Regions from separate parts of the Homo sapiens genome. Here region 1 is linked to region 2. A link is an interaction called in ENCODE POLR2A ChIA-PET data of the cell type or tissue named here. Cell type or tissue: GM12878. All regions are shown on one strand. Links, peaks and the distances in the headings refer to the core of each region. The heading gives the core; the rest is flanking DNA.

Region 1 (5,000 bases), core at 1-5,000, 190 kb after region 2:
GAGGCAGGGTTTCTCCATGTTGGCCAGGCTGGCCTCGAACTCCTGACCTCAGGTGATCCGCCCGACTTGGCCTCCTAAAGTGCTGGGATTACAGGCGTGAGCTACCACACCCAGCCCCGTGACTTTCTTCTATATTTCTTGTTTTCCCAGAATTTCTAATGGCTTTTATTCCTTCTCGATTCATCTGCATTTAAATTTTCCTCCAATTTTCTAGACTTTATTTGGAGGCACACATTCTGGAAGATGTCCCAGGGGCATTCGGGATCAGAAATAGGTGAGCAGATCCTTAGGCTCAGCAGAACCTTTGTGGGTCTGTCTTTATATCTGGTTCAGGTGTCATTGGTATGTGTACAGTGGAAAGTGACATGTAAGGCTAGCAAATGTCTCTCTATGTGGAGTGGTCAGGGTTTTGGATAGCCTGAAGAGGTTAGCTAGGTTCATTTTAGGACAAAGATAAAGTGCCTGGATATGGGTTTCTCTGGCCTGGATCTAATTGGCTGCTCCTGGTTAGAACAGTTCCCCTCTGAATTCCACGTTCCCTTGGGCTGGCTGGGGGATGATTTGTTGGGGGACAGTCATAATGGAGCTCAGATGCAGAACATCTGCTGCATACCTCCTGTACCAGACAGTGCCAGTCCGCTCTAACTGGGGCTAGATAGCCAAAATATTTTAGGGCAGAGATAATGAGGAACAGAGAAATGTTCATACTTTTAGTTCCCTTGTTTGTGAAGTAAAATATCACCTACCTGTCTACCCAGTGCCTACAGGGTAGAGACAAAGAAGCTGGGTCTTCTTGTATCATATGAGGCAAGTTTCTAGGTCTGTCTCAGTTGCTTCAAGATCATCCCCTGAGATCTAACCTTCACCTTTCTTGGGCAGTCTTTCAAGTTTTTGTTTTGTTTTGTTTTGTTTTGTTTTGTTTTGTTGAGATGGAATCTTGCTCTGTCGCCAGGCTGGAGTGCAGTGGTGTGATCTCAGCTAACTGCAACCTCTGCCTTCCGGATTCAAGCAATTGTCCTTGCCTCAGCCTCCCGAGTAGCTGGGACTACAGATGCGCGCCACCATGCCCAGCTAATTTTTGTATTTTTAGTAGAGACAGGGTTTCACCATGTGGGCCAGGATGGTCTTGACCTCGTGATCTGCCCGCCTCAGCCTCCCAAAGTGCTGGGATTACAGGTGTGAGCCACCGTACCCGGCCATCTTTCAAGTTATTAACTCTCACTCCCACATGAGGCTATTGTGGAAGTCACTGTTGTCTGGCTCCTCTAGGAGTAAGATATTCCCTGATACCACAGGGATAGAAGTAAAGCTTCCAATGATATGGGGAAGTAGGGAAGGCTTGAGAGGCAAGCTATTTTTCATAGCTTGATGATGCAGCCTGGCAATGCTTAATATATTCTCCTTTATGAGGTGGTCTGGATAGAACTGAAGAGATGAATTATCCATAAGACTAGTACATCTCAAGATACACTGAATGCTTTCCACAATTTTAAGAAAGTCCTACTGGGTATCATGCAGAAGCCCTGCTGGTATATGTGGACCAGTAATGAATCTGTGAGTCCTCAAACACAGATCTAGAGGTTAAAACCAGTTCTTAGCAATACTGCATCCAGGAATATATATGTTGGTGATCTAGATTTTTAGAGTAGATCAGGAGGATGTCCCAGTAACAATACTCAAAGTAATGCCATCATTAGCACTTGAGCTGGGAAGTCAGGTTTCCAGGTTCCTTCTAGCTCTGCTACTTACCAGCAGTGTCATCTTGAGCAAGTTATTTGCCTTCACTAAACTTCAGTTTGCTTTTCTGCCAAATGCAATTAATAGTAATACTTACCTCAAAGATTTGTTGTGAGGACTAAATGAGATAATCATGTAAAGTACTCAACACAGTGTGAGCATTAAGTATATAATACATGTTTACAATTATTAATAGCTACTAGCTTAGGAGGCCCTTCTTGATCCTTATCATTAACCACTGGAAGATGCTGGTAGGAGGGTTATCCAAACAGTATAAAGATGTTCTCGGGACCAGGCGCGGGGGCTCACGCCTGTAATCCCAGCACTTTGGGAGGCTGAGGCAGCTGTATCACGAGGTCAGGAGCTTGGGACCATCCGGACTAACCCGGTGAACCCCCATCTCTACTAAAAATAGAAAAAATTAGCCGGGTGTGGTGGCGGGCGCCTGTAGTCCCAGCTACTCAGGAGGCTGAGGCAGGAGAATTGCCTGAACCTGGGAGGCAGAGCTTGCAGTGAGCCGAGATCGCGCCACTGAACTCCAGCCTGGGCGACACAGCGAGACTGTCTCAAAAAAAAAAAAAAAAAAAGAGAGATGTTCTCAAAGGCCTAGGTGCCACATGGGACCTGAAGAGCCATGTTTGTTCATTGTTTTAACTGTAGGTACCCCAAAGATCCAGCTTCATAAATACCCATGTTCTGGGGTTGGTCTAGAAGATGACCATCAATATGACTATGTGGTTGTATCAGATGGTGAGTGCAAAGAAGATGCAATAATCTTGAACCAAGAACTCCCTGTTCCACACCAAAGTGCCCCATTATTGCCACAGATTTGAGAAACACCTTAGTTTTAGGTTTAGAAAAGGTATATAACAACACAATGGAAATACATTTCTCAGTCACATTCATGTGTGCAAAATGTAAATGATTTCCTTATAACTCACTTTAGCTCATGGGTTATTTCACTGATAATGGAAAACCTAACTCTGTAATCCAAAGTAATCTCAGTTACTTGCAGTTTAAACTCAATCTTTTTTGGTTAAATAGTCAAATTAGGATTTTCTCCTTTTACTTCCTTCTCTCCCTTCTTGGGGTGTAACATCTAGGTTCTGAATGATCCAAGTCCTCCTGGGTGGTCTATCATCCTGACTTTGGGAAAGAGGAACATGGTTTATGGGCTTCAGCAAACCACCTAGTTGGCTTCTTCTAAGATGAATAATCTGTTTCTTTTGTATTGGTTGCCTATCCCCCCTATAACGGTGCTGAAATGTCTGTGCCCACTTGGCTCATCAGTCCCCAGGACCTCACAAGTCACTCTAAGTCTTCCTCATCCTGACCTCTCCAGGTCCACTGGCCTCACTTTCAGTCATTTTTGTCCTTCTTTAGTTTTTTTTAATTAGATTTTTTAAAACTATGGTAAAATATATATAAGAATTTTCATTTTAATCATTTAAAGTGTACATTTCAGTGGCATTCTTGCTCGTCTTTATATTGTTGAGCCACCATCATCACTATCCATCTCCGCAATACTTTCATCACCCCAAACTGAAGCTCAGTACCTATTAAAGAATAGCTCTGTATTCTCTCCTCCCTCTAGCCCCTGGTAACCACTTTTCTACTTTCTGTCTGTATGAATTTGACCGTTCTAAATATTTCACATAAGTGGAATCCTACAGGATTTGTCCTTTTGCATCTAGCTCATTTCACTTAGCACAATTTTTTTTTTTTTTTTTTTTTTTTGAGCCATAGTCTCACTCTGTCACCCAGGCTGGAGTGCAGTGGCGCGATCTTAGCTCACTGCAATCTCCACCACCTGGGTTCAAGCGATTCTCCTGAATCAGCCTCCAGAGTAGGTGGGACTACAGGCACGTGCCACCATGCCCGGCTAATTTTTTGTATTTTTAGTAGAGACGGGGTTTCACCGTGTTAGCCAGGATGGTCCTGATCTCCTGACCTCGTGATCCACCCGCCTTGGCCTCCAAAAGTGCTGGGATTACAGGTGTGAGCCACCATGCCCAGCTCATTTAGCGTAATGTTTTATAGGTTCATCCATGTTTAGCATGTTTCAGAATTTCACTCCTTTCAAAGGCTGAATACTATTCCATTGTATGGATACATCACATTTTATTTATCCATTTATCTGTTGATAGGCATTTGGATTGTTTCCAGCTGTTGGCTATTGTGAATAAAGCTGCCATGAACATGGATGTACAAATATCTGAGTCCCTGCTTTCAATTCTTTTGGGTAAATATCTAGAAGTGAAATTGCTGGATCATATGATAATTCTATTTTCATTTTATGAGGAGCCGCCATACTGGGAACTTTTGAAGGTTTTTCTGAAACCACCTTTGCAAAAAGTATAACTGAGAAAATTATTACAGTGAAAACGATCTGACCTAACCGACTCCGTCTTGCTTCTAACCTCCAAGGTGTCCTTGTTCATTCCAGGGTGGAGGCCAAACTAACTTTGAGAGGAATTTAGTTTATAGTTTAACTTTGAAACAAAGAAGATAACAGCTCTTTCCCAAAACAAACTCCCTTTCTGACTAGAGATTAGATTGGTTTTGTAGGACTAATAAATTAGCCACAAGATTAGAAATTATGGTTTAGGAGTCCTGTGGCTGGAGGCTGCAAGATTCTGAACCTCTCAAATTTCTCCTGAGAATAACAAGACTATTATAAAACCTAAGATCAGCATTTGAGATATTTTCCAGACCTTGCACTCAGTGGATCAGGTGGCACCAACTAGATCGATAAATTGGCTCATCTGGTCTTGTGGTCCCTACCCAGGAACCGGCTCAGTGCAAAGGAACAGCTTTGACTCCTTATGATTTCACCTCTGACTCGACCAATCAGCACTCTCCGCTTTCCAACCACCTACCCACCAAATTATCCTGAAAAACCCTGGTCTCTGGTTTTCAGGGAGACTGATTTGTTTGAGTAATAATAAAACTCTAGTCTCCCGTACAGTTGGCTCTGCATGAATTATACTTTTCCTCCATTGAAATTTCTTGATAAGTCGGCTCTGTCTAGGCAGCGGGCCTAGACAGTATTCCTGGATAAGTTGGCTCTGTCTAGGCAGTGGGCAAGGAGAACCCGTTGGGCAGTTATGTTCCCACGTTATTCAGAGGTGTGCAGGCCTCTTAGGAGCTGCCCTGAGGCCCGTCTACCTGGACAGCACATTTAGTCATTGCTCCTCCTCAGATCAGGTGCCCTGCTATAGACAGGCTTCACTGCCAAATGTGCCATCATACCAAGCAACACC
Region 2 (6,297 bases), core at 760-5,759:
CCAAAGGATGATTTTGAGGTTTAAATTATATAATCCATACTCCTGGCACATAGTAAATGCTCATTAAATGCTAACTGCTCTTTTTATTTTTATCATCATCATCATCATCATCATCTATGAAAGGGGATTGATGAATTTATAGAATCATTTCTGCCAGAGCCCAACAAAGTGGCATAACAATGTTTGCTCTCTCCTGCCCTAGAACTTTCTGCTCACAATGTTTCCACAGACCAAACACACGCTAGCTAATAATAGGACAATCACAGATCAGTTAATGAAGAGTACGTGTATTATCGACAGAGTGGAAACTGAGACTTTGTTCTGTTTACTCATTCCCCTTATATATCATAAAGGTCAAGTTCTAACCACCTCCAGAAATAAGGTGCTCCGTGCAGAGCCCTCTTTCCCTAATCTCTCTATAGCTCATCTTCCCTCTTCCTTCTACAGCCCTCTCAGAAGTCTCCACATTTCCCAGTTCTCACTTCAAATTTCCTGGAAAACTCAGCCTCGTTCTAGGGGAGATAGAAGTTGTGCCCCTGGGAACTTCAAAATGCAAATTTAACTTCACCTGACTGCTAGTGCAGGCATCCTCTGCTCAGACCATCAGCTTCAAAGAGAGGAAGGGACCCTGGCCCATCAGTCGGGGTAGATGATGAATTCCCCTCTGGATTAATTTTCCCTCCAACAACAGCCATGGCTGATTCAGTCTCACAAGTTCCTTACGCAGCAAACTCACTTCATCATGGAGCTGAGGAATTGGCAAACTTCTTCTGGCAAGAGCCAGATAATAAATATTTTCGATTTTGTAGGCCAGGTGTTCTCTGTTGTAAGTCCTCAAGTCTGCCATGTTGCACAAAAGTAGCCACAGATGATACCTAAATGAATGGGTGTGGCTGTGTCTCAATAACTTTATTTATGGACACTGAAATGTGAATTTCATATGATTTTCATGTCATGAAATATTATTCTGCTGATTTTCTCCTCAATCATGTAAAAGTATAAAAACCATTCTTAGCTTGCGAGCACACCAAAACAGCTGGCAAACTGGAATTGGCCCATAGGCTGTTTGTTCACTGACACAGATACAGCCACATCACTAAGCGGTGTTTGGTCCTGCCTTGCTGACCTTTTTCAGTATCCTACTTGTGGGGGCCACAGCCCTGGTGGTCTCATAACCATACCCAGTCCTTCCCTCCTACCTGCCAAGCTTTCTGCTCAGTTCTTGTCTTTTGACTGAAGAGTACAAAATTATTCTCCTTTATTTTATTCTTTATGGATTTAGTTTTTATATATGTCATGGTAAGAACGGTTGATATGGTGAGAATATATTCTCTTCCCAATTATTCCAGCACAATAGCACCAATGTTTATTATATTGAATGGAAGTTTTCTTCCTGGGAAATCTGTGATGGCTTTTAAAGAAGTCTTATATTGGTCAGGCGCGGTGGCTCCTGCCTGCAATCCCAGCACTTTGGGAGGCCGAGGTGGGTGGATCACTGGAGGTTAGGAGTTTGAGACCAACCTGGCCAATGTGGCGAAACCCTATCTCCACTAAAAATACAAAAATTAGCCGGATGTGATGGCAGGCACCTGTAATCCCAGCTAGTCGGGAGGCTGAGGCGGGAGAATCGCTTGAACCCAGAAGGCAGAGGTTTCAGTGAGCCGAGATCACGCCACTGCACTCCAGTCTGGGCAACAGAGTGAAGCTCTGTCTCAAAAAACAAACAAACAAACAAAACAAAACAAACAGAAAAACCCTTATATTGAGTATTAGGATCTGTTTCTGGGCTAATTTGTCTCTCCTATTAATCTCTGCCAAATCCTGTGTGTTCAACTTTGATTTTATTCTTATAGTTTTATGATATTGTATGAAACTATATCCCATAGTTCTATAATTTTATAATTTTAATAGAGAGCAGAGCTAGTTTTCCCTGTTGGGCTTTTAGTTTTCAAAATTGTTTAGCTATTTGAAGCAGAATTCAGACTGACTCCTTCTATACCATCCAAATCCCTCTCCTCTTCCTCACTAGGGGCTGAAGAAGCTGAACACTCAAGTTCCCAATCTCCTTTGTTGCTCTGGGCAGACAGAAAGTACAGTTCCAGTTAATTAAGCAGAAGTGAGGTCTACTAGGGGAGTTTCTGGGAAAGTTTTTACTTCGCTGATACCGTGAACAACTGTGGCTGTTCCTTCTTTTTCCCCCTCTTTCTGTCTTGAAAGCAGATGTATGCTAACCATCTTGAACTTAAGAACCATTTTGTCAAGTTAAAAAAAAAAGTGAAGGCCGGGTATGGTGGCTCATACCTGTAATCCTAGTGCTTTGGAAGGCCAAGGTGGAAGGATTGCTGGAGCCCAGGAGCTGCAGGCTGGAGTGAGTTATGACTGCACCATTGCACTCCAGCCTGGGTGACAGAGCAAGATCCTGTCTCTAAAAAAAAAAAAAAAAAGAAATTAAGTCAGTTAAGCCAGGCGGCTTTGTACAGCTCTGTGGAATGACAGAACTTATAAAATGTCCTTTCTCTAGAGCTGTGGGGAAAATGAGGCAAATACTGTATGGGCAACCTCCTGAATGTGTTTCATTTATTCATCTATAATAGCAGGGCTTGGATAAATCTTTCCTATATGCTATGTGTGGGGCTAAGAAATGACCTTATTGTCAAAGGTTGATGAATGCACAGATACAGGGTAAGAAGCCAATCTGGAATGATGGTTTCCATTTTCCACTTGAGAGTTTAAGCCTGGGCAGCAGATACCTGCTCTGTGAACTCTTTACATGAGCAACTTCCCAGCACAAATTGTTCTCATTTCCCAGGCTCACATGTCCACCAGTCCCTACTTTCTGAGGATGACTTTTTCTGTCTCAGATTCCCTTGTGTAGGGAACATTCTCTTCCAGTGAACCTGGCTACCCCACTGGAGCTTGTGGCTGTAGGAGACATGCTTGGAGCCAGTTGTTACTACAGGGGCCTGAGATAAGCCAAGGGTACCAGATGACTGTGAATTACAGGCACTGTTGAGTGTGTGCTTTGAGACCAGAAAGAGGAAAGCTTTTTACTCAAAGCAGAAGTAAAACAGGCTTTTGTGGGGGAAGTGGAAATTAGCTGGTAGGAGTTCTTTGTACCACACATATAAAAATAGGAGTGCTCCTGGAGAGGAGTGCAGCTGGCAGGGACCTGTGGTTGGTCAAAGTGATCAGCAACGTTGCTTGCAAGCCAAAACCATGAGTCACCTTCAGTGGAGCCTGGTGTCCTGAATCCAACACTTTCCTTCTTTGTCCCCATAACTGTGACCTCCCTTCAGAGGTTTTCTGAGGAAACTCAAGACCTGTACCCATTGAAATATGGAGGGACAGCCTGACCTCTTAAGCTTAGAATGTTGAGGCCTGAGCTTGCTCTGGGGCTAGAAAGCTCTGATCCTAGGCCGGATAATTTACTGAGTTATTTGTCTTTGTTTTCTTTGTACATTACTCAGCCTTCAGGGCAGGTAGCCAGGACTTTGAGCTTTCAGGGCCCAAAGAAGAAGCCTGCACATCACTTTCCGTCCTGACTTTTTCCTCCTTCACTCTGAGGGATTTGAGCATGCTGCGCTAGGAGAAGAAGTGGTAGAGTGTTTTTGAGAGACACAGTCCTTAAGATTATTCCCCAAGGGAAGGAAAGGATATGCACAGTTTTTAAAATAATGGGGCTCTGTGGCCCACCCTCCATAGAATCTCAGGAAGATGACAGGGTGTCCGGGAGCCATGACTGCATGTTGAGCCTAGAAAGGTCTTTCTGACTCTGGGTATGGAGGCTCTCAGCTCTGGCAAAGATTTCCAGGGGAACAACAGGGATGTCCAACTTCACTCTATAAGCTTGGCCAGCAGGCAACTTGGTGGAAACCTCGTAGATAAGGGGTTGGCCCATAGGTCAAATCTGGGCCGTCGTCTGTTTTTGTATAACCTATGAGCTTAGAATGGTGACATTTTAAAGTGTTTGGGAAAAAAAATCATATTTTATGACCCATGCAATTATATGAAATTCAAATTTCAGTGTCCATAAATAAAGTCTTCCTGGGATACAGTCAAGTTCATTCATTTTCCTACTGTCTACGGCTGCTTTTAAGCAACAATGGTAGAGTTGAGTGGTTGTGACAGAGAGCTGCTTGGATTGCAAAGCCTAAAATATTGACTATCTGTTCTCTACAGAAAAAGTTTGTGGATCTCTGATGTAAACCAATGACCAGACATACCGCATGAATGTTTGGCTTCACATAAACACTCCTGGCCATTAGCTCTGGGACTGGGCATGGGATTTGGAGGTGGGGAAGAGAAGGCAATCCTCTCAACCTCTGAAATTAAATTTCCCACTAGCTGAGCAGAAAGGAAGCTCAGTGTCATGCCTACCATAATTTAAAGTAAGTAAAGCCATATGAACTTTCTGGAACATTCAGGTTTGTGTTGCAAATTGATTCCTATCATGCTTTATCTCATAAGCCTCCCTGGCAAAGACTTTCTATTAGACAATCATGGCTTTTGTTTTACTGGTTCCATTATGGAAGTAACACCCTTAGGTCTCCTCAATCTCAGCGTGTCCAAATCCTACCATTAGAGCCCAACTTAAACATTCTCCCTCCTCTCTGCCCCTAGTAGTCTTGACCTGCTTTTTCGACTTGCAGGTCCACCTAAGATTTTTCGGCATAAACTTACTTTCAGATATTATGACTGGTTTTCCTCAGAGTCTTGGACAATTTCTCCCAAATTAGAAAGTTTTGATGGGATGTCTCCACCCTCTGAATCTTCCCTGGATTCTGTTGCCCACATCACATTATGGTAATTCATTTACAGGCATACCTCAGAGATATTGTAGTTCAATTCCATACCACTCCAATAAGGCAAATATGGCAATAAAGTGAGCCATACAAGTTTTTGGTTTCTTAGTGCATATAAAGTTATGTTTACAAGGGTGTGGTGTCTCTTATCTGTAATTCTAGCACTTTGGGAGGCCAAGGAGGGAAGATCACTTGAGGTCAGGAGTTCAGAACCAGCCTGACAATATGGTGAGACCCCCTATCTCATGAAAAAGAAAAAAAAAGTGTCATTTTTATGCATTGGCATTTCCTCCAGGTGATGAAATTTTAAAAATTAGCTGGGTGTGGTGGTGCATGCCTCTGGTCCTAGTTACTTGGGAGGCTGAGGCCGGAGGATCGCTTGAGCCCTGGACTTTGAGGCTGCAGTGCGAGACGATTGCACAATTTCCCTCCAGTCTGGGTGACAGAGCAAGACCCTGTCTCTAAAATAAAAAAAAGTTATGAGTTATGTTTACACTATACTGGAGTCTATTAAGTGTGCTATCACATTATGTCTAAAATATGGACTTATCTTAATTTAAAAATACCTTATTGCTAAAAATGCTAATGATCATGTGAGCCTAATGATCATCTGAGCCATTTAGCAAGTCATAATATTTTTGCTGGTGAGGGGGGTCTTGCCTCAATGTTGCTGACTGCTGACCCATCAGGGTGGGGATTGCTAAAGGTTGCGGTGGCTGGGAAAATTTCTTAACTAAGACAACAATGAAGTTTGTTGCATTGGTTGATTCTTCCTTTCATGAAAGATTTCTTGGTAGCGTGCAATGCTGTTTAATAGCATTTTACTAACAGTAGAGCTTCTTTCAAAAATGGAGTCAATCCTTGCAAACCCTGCCAGTACTTCTTCAACTAAGTTTATGTAATATTCTAAATCCTTTGTTATCATTTCAACAGTGTTCACAGAAAATTCACCACATGTCAATTTCATCTCAAGAAACCACTTTCTTTACTCATACATATGAAGCAATTCCTCATTCATTCACGTTTTATCATGAGATTGCAGTAATTCAGTCACATCTTCAGGCGCCACTTCTAATTCTAGTTCTCTTGTTATTTCCACCACATCTGCAGTGACTTCCCCCCACTAATGTATTGAACCCCTCAAAGTCATCCATGAGGGTTAGAATCAGTTTCTTCCAAACTCCTGTTAATATTGATATTTTGACCTCTTCCTATGAATCACAAAAGCTTTTTTTTTTTTCTTAATTGAGACAGAGTTTCACTCCTGTCGCCCAGACTGGAGTGCAATGAAGCAATCTGGGCTCACTGCAACCTCCACCTCCCGAGGTCAAGCAATTCTCCTGCCTCAACCTCCTGAGTAGCAGGGATTATAGGTGCCTGCCACCACGCCCAGCTAATTTTTGTATTTTTAGTAAAGACAGGGTTTCACCATGTTGGCCAGGCTGGTCTCGAACTCCTGATCTCAGGTGATCCACCCACCTCAGCCTCCCAAAGT

Evidence for each region. Peaks named below come from ENCODE experiments on the same cell type or tissue, not always from the same donor. Only the 100,000 strongest peaks of a DNase experiment are listed, where the experiment ranks them.
Region 1: POLR2A ChIA-PET joins it to region 2 with 6 read pairs; 2 of 35 experiments call an interaction of 5 or more read pairs at or near these places.

Annotation. Positions count from the first base shown.
Region 1 is chr9:111,817,050-111,822,049 of GRCh38, reverse strand. No RefSeq gene overlaps it. Among named protein-coding and RNA genes, the nearest start is that of SHOC1, 25 kb to the right of the region's middle. In GM12878, for the core only: no CTCF peak of the experiment used is centred there; no DNase peak of the experiment used is centred there.
Region 2 is chr9:112,009,340-112,015,636 of GRCh38, reverse strand. No RefSeq gene overlaps it. Among named protein-coding and RNA genes, the nearest start is that of LINC02977, 28 kb to the left of the region's middle. RefSeq lists enhancers at 2,677-2,916, 2,957-3,006, 3,247-3,386, 3,497-3,546. In GM12878, for the core only: no CTCF peak of the experiment used is centred there; DNase peaks (open chromatin) are centred at 2,151 and 3,136; H3K27ac peaks cover 3,039 bases.